Regions from separate parts of the Homo sapiens genome. Here region 2 is linked to region 1. A link is a contact called in ENCODE Hi-C data. All regions are on one chromosome and are shown on one strand. Each heading gives the region's core, a stretch centred on a gene start or an enhancer-like site at or near the end of the contact. The rest is flanking DNA. Distances are from core to core; before and after follow the strand shown. Region 1 holds the start of AKAP1-DT (AKAP1 divergent transcript). Region 2 holds the start of MED13 (mediator complex subunit 13).

What was found. Hi-C counts contacts between places; a loop is a spot of excess contacts on that map. Pooled maps may share reads with other maps.
Region 2: a map of CD8-positive, alpha-beta T cell shows a loop between it and region 1 (6-fold over the local background). The contact joins the promoter of MED13 here to the promoter of AKAP1-DT in region 1. A Hi-C loop is called at or near these places in 2 of 168 maps with a recorded cell type or tissue (CD8-positive, alpha-beta T cell and naive thymus-derived CD4-positive, alpha-beta T cell) and 5 of 50 pooled maps.

What each region holds. Positions count from the first base shown.
Region 1 is chr17:57,083,788-57,086,368 of GRCh38, forward strand. AKAP1-DT (AKAP1 divergent transcript) reads right to left here and starts at 1,251. Exons shown (of 3, transcript NR_186437.1): 1 at 1,053-1,251. It overlaps AKAP1 (A-kinase anchoring protein 1), which reads left to right and starts at 1,459. Exons shown (of 11, transcript NM_003488.4): 1 at 1,459-1,611. RefSeq lists enhancers at 916-995, 2,035-2,537 and silencers at 1,216-1,795, 1,836-2,135, 2,416-2,505.
Region 2 is chr17:62,064,001-62,066,581 of GRCh38, forward strand. MED13 (mediator complex subunit 13) reads right to left here and starts at 1,278. Exons shown (of 30, transcript NM_005121.3): 1 at 1,140-1,278. The coding sequence starts at 1,205. RefSeq lists enhancers at 669-768, 1,679-1,938 and silencers at 919-1,198, 1,989-2,068.

The sequences.
Region 1 (2,581 bases), core at 1-2,500:
CTTTTTCCTGTGTTGTGCATCTGCTAGGAATACTCCTCCAACCCTTATGCCCGTATACAATTTGCAAGGCTGGTTCCTTCTCATCCAATGGGTCTCAGTTTAAATTTCATTTTAGGCCTTTTCTGACCACAGGACCTAAAACATTTGGGCTCTTTTTGGCCGGGCGCGGTGGCTCACGCCTGTAATCCCAGCACTTTGGGAGGCCAAGGCGGGCGGATCACGACGTCAGGAGATCGAAACCATCCTAGCTAACACGGTGAAACCCCATCTCTACTAAAAATACAAAAAATTAGCCGGGCGTGGTGGCAGGCGCCTGTAGTCCCAGCTACTCGGGAGGCTGAGGCAGGAGAATGGCGTGAACCTGGGAGGCGGAGCTTGCAGTGAGCCGAGATCGTGCCACTGCACTCCAGCCTGGGCGACAGAGCAAGACTCCGTCTCACAAAAAAAAAAAAATAAAAAATAGGGCTCTTTTTCTTTCTTTCCTATGTCAGTTTCCTATTTGTTTCCTTCCTGACATCTACCACACCATGCAATTGGGATTCATATATATATGAATTTGACTTAAATCTCATTAGGTATAGTAAATGGCATCTGTCATTTAAACTTGCATTTGATCACTAGTGAAGATTAAGCATTTTCCCAAGTAATTGTTAGTTCTTAGCATGATCTATTTTCTATATTTTGGCCAAACAAATGTTCATTTAAAGTCACTTTGTTTTAAGGATGACAGCAGGGCTGGACAGCCAAAACCCTACCCTCTCCATTTATTTTGGAGGAATTTATTTTCCCAAGGTCCTGGCAGAGATAGTGACTCACCGTGACTATCTCTGCAAAAATCATTCCAAAACCCACACCAATTCAGAGAAAAGTGCTTCATTTCGATAACATCGACTTGTGAAAACGAGCAAGAAAGTTGCATTTGAGTGGTACCAGGTTTCACCATTATGCAGTTATCGAGCAATTATTAATGGCCAACCCAATTATACGCTACAAGGAAATGACGGTCACAGGGAAGCTCAAAGCCCCGAAGCGAGGGAAGCCCTGCTCCTCACCGGCCCCTCCGCCTTTTCCAGGGCGCTCTCCGTCCCGAGGCAGGAGATGGCCTGGTTGACCCTTCGAGACAAGGCGGCAAAACCGGTGCTGGGCTTGCGGGGCAGGGAATCAAGGTTCCTCCGGTTGCTGTACCGTCCCGCCCGGCCCCTCTCCCGGGCACCGGAGAGATGACGGCTCTCTCGCGAGAGCGCGAGCAAGACCCGGCTCCGGGCGGCGGCGGGATGTTAGCCCAGCGCTGTAGACCGCGCCCCCTCTGGCGCAGCTGGGAGAGGCGCGGCGGAGGCACTGCCGGGAGCGGCCGGCGGCGCGCACGCGCAGGTGAGCGGGGCGGGCTCGGGAGCGCGCGGGCACAAGGGCGAGGGGCGGGGCCTGCGTCGCGCTGCGGGCACGTCGCCGCGCGTCTTCAGTATTTAATGTCTCTGTGTTCCACCCGCCTGGGCTAGCACGTGGGGGAGCTGCGGAAGCGCGGCGCTGCGGGCCGGGCCGCGGGGCACAGCCGGGGGCCGGCGGCGGCGCGCGGACTCCGCATCCCGCACCCCGATGGTAGCCGAGGAGCTGGTAGGTCGGGGGCAGCTGCGCCGGGGACCCCCTGCCGGAGACCCGAAGGCGGCGGGGTCGGGGCGATGGGGAGCCTGAGGTGCAGGTGCAGGGTGCGACGCGCCCTCCAGGTACCCCGGGGGCGGGACGCTCCGGACGCAGAGGTGTCCTGGGGGCTCTCGGCCGCCGCGCGCTGTCAGGCAGGCCCATCTTTCCCTCCCTCGTCTGCGCCCCCTCTCGTCCTTCCCCGCCGGTTGTCTGCCCGCGGGCTCCTGACAGATCGCGTGTGCGCGGCTCTGGGCGGCGCTCTGCGGCCGCGCCGTCCTCCCCACGCGCGTCACTGTCCTCGGGGGCGGGGGGCGAGGGCGCGACGCCCGGGTCGCCTCTCTGCACCTCAACTTAACCGGAGCGTGCACACCCGCCTGCGAGGCTGACCCGAGCGCGTCCCACCCAAGGTCGCCCAGCCCCGCGGGCGTTTACTTTTCAAAGGTCGTGTGTACACAGTCTGAGCCGGAGCTGCCCCTTCACTTCTGGAGCCTCGCCCAACTTCTCACCCTCGGCTCGCCCGCCGGCGCAGCCCCTGGGAGTTCCGTGCGGCGAGCCAGGGGAACTGGGAAGATGGGCCGGGACATCGGCCGGTTGTGATCCAACCGTGTTTCGGGCTGAGGGACCGTTCGAACCGAATTGGGGTCTGGAGGTCGGAGGCTCAGGGGCGTCTCGGGGGGAATTTGCATTCGTAGCCCCTGCAGGCGTGTCCGGAGGGGTGGAGGCCGTCCAGCCTGGGGTGTCTGCCGACCTCACGCCCGGGGGCCCCGACGGTCACGTGTCCGGCCCCGCCTGCGGCCCAGGGCCCGGGGTCTGCGATCTGGAGGGACCGCGCCAGTTTTGGGGTTACGATGTGCTAGGAGAGGCAGTGGCTGGATGCCTCGAACGCGGGCTTTCTGGCGTTCAACTCTTTTGTGCCCTAGCTGAAGGTCTTCCTGTTTCCCTT
Region 2 (2,581 bases), core at 28-2,527, 5.0 Mb after region 1:
ATTTAGCATGGGCGTTAAGAAATTCGACAAGAGGAATTCAGTAATTTAATCTAACTTAAAGGAGCAAAGCATAAGGTGCCAAAAATGAAACTGCTGATACATGACTGGCAGTTTACACTTGCCAACTAGTTGTGCTCCTCCCACTTAACTCACTTACCTATCATATACTCTTAATATTTCTCATAGCACAAAGGAGAAAATGAAAAAGTAAAGTCACCCAAACTTAAAGTCATTGATGAAGCTCAGCTACTGTCCCATACAGGACAAGTTATTTGCAACAGTTGGTACTTCTGAAAGCCTTAACTGTTGGATGTTACCAGACCTGGGCTAACCTACACAATGATCATCCCTACATCCCGCTTCTCTCGACTTTCCATTTCAATCAAACAAGGGAGCAGCCTGCTCAAAACATTCTGAAAAAGCAACCAAAACACAATAAATATAGAAACAGTGCAAAACCACAGCACCTCGTCCACTAGCCCCCTTCACTCTCACAAAAACATCATGTTCTAATAAAAGCAAGATGGCTAGAAATTGTCAAAAATGGCAAACTGTTTTCAAAGTTTAAAAAGAAAACATATGAAATGGCACCTACTGGCTTTTACAGAGAGATCTTAAGTCACCCAAGAAAGAAACTAACCTGGCGTTAGTTTGACTCATACAAAAAAAATGTAAAACCAAGACAGGTTTCTAGGGCTTAAGTTCTGGGGTCCTGTTTACATGGGGAAACCAAATTAAAAGGGTAAGACATAAAGGCGGTGGGGAGCAGGGGCAATAATGTAAAGTGTGAAGCAGGGATACAGGGCCAATAAGGAGAAAAGCAACAGTTAAGCAAGACAAGAGGGAAAGGTTACTGTCCTGCCAGATAAGGAGCTCAAGTTGAGGACGAGACTACGGTGAGAAGGAGAGTCCGAAACAAGACGAGAAAAAATGCCAACACTCCCCTAAACAGAGCCCGGGACCGTAGGAGAGCGAACGCCGCCTCCCGGGGCTGGCCGCGGAGCTTCGCAGGGCGCCGGCTCCGGCTGGGCCTCGCCCGGGAACTCGGGCATCTGGACCAGACCCGGCCCCCTCCCCCACGGCCCAAGGGCGCACCTCGCGGCCCCCCTCCCTCGGCGCCCGCCGGCCCCGGCACTCACCAGGCAGAAGAGGTTACAGTGACAATCTTCCAGGCTGGCCCCGTTCGGCACGAAGGAGGCACTCATCGTCCCTCACAGCAGCCGCCGCCGGCGCCACAACCCACCATCCGCCATTACCGCCGCCTCCGACCAGAGAGAGAAACACAGACACCGGGGAGGGCCGGGGGGGGGGTAGTGGTTGGGGGGGCGGTGGAAGAGGAGGCCGCCGGGCGCCCGCCCTCCCCACCCACCCCCCCGCCGCCGCCGCCGCCGCCGCCGCCGCGAGCAGCCCCCGCCGCCCGGCCGGCACCCAGCCGCCCGGGGCCGAGGGCCGGAGGCGGGAGGGCCGCGCCGCGCTCGCCTGGCGGGCCGGACTGCGGATCCCGCAGACGCTCGTCCCTCTCTGGGGGACGGAGGGGATGTGTGCCCCTACCACAAGAAAAATAATAAATTACACAATAAATAATCAAAATCAAGTCCGAGACGGCAGAGCCCAAGCCCAGGACGGTTCTCCCGGGCGGAGAGGCGCCCGCACAGGAGCGGGAAGGGCGAGAACCGGGAGAGAAGCCCAGGCCCCCGGCGCGGCAGCGGCGATGTCCTTAAGCCCAGAGTCTCCTCAGCGGCGGAGGTGGTGGCGGCGTCTGCGGGCTCAGACCATTCTCTGGCTCTGTCTTCGTGTCGTTCCTGGGCCAAGCCGGCCTAAAGTTTGCCCTCCTGTGGCCTCACCGGCTGGACGCCGTAGTCTCCCCCATTTTGTGGGCCCAGCGGGCGGTGTTTTTCCCCCTTTAATCCGAATTCACGGGTTTTCCCTTCGCTTTAATGGCGGCCACAGGGACCAGCTCGCCCTCTCTGCTCACCCATTGGCCGCCTTGAGGTCACGTGGGCCCGGGCTCGGTTGGGAGGGGGAGAGAGAAGTGAGCGAGGGAGGGCCGGGAAGCTTTCGGCGGAGGCGGTGAGCTCGGGGGACGGGGCAGCCAGCTGGTGGCCACTAACATAGCGCCATCTGCTGGGTGCCCCGGCCAGTATAAAACGACCCGGGGCCCTGGCCCTCTCTTTGCGGGGAAATTTACAGTCCAGGAAGGTTCATTTCACAAATCAGTGAGAATTACGTGGAAATCAGTTTGAGTTCTTTGGAAGAGAAAGTATTGGCAAAAATTCCAAGACATTCTCATTTATTTCGCGAGGCCGCTGGGGTGCAGGTGCAAACCTCTGGATTTGGGAGTCAGATGATCTGGATGGGGATAAGACTCCTCAACCTAAAAGTTGTGATATGAAGATATAAATTTAAGAAACAAAATATTGCCCTGTAGTTAATAGACTGGGAATTAGAGCCACACTGCCTGGGTTCCAAGCTTGAGCAAATCACTTCCTGCTCTGTGTCTTTACTCATCTGTAAAATGGGGAAAACATATCCCTTACCCCACAAGCTTATTGTAATGAGTTAATACAAATTAAGCAGGTAG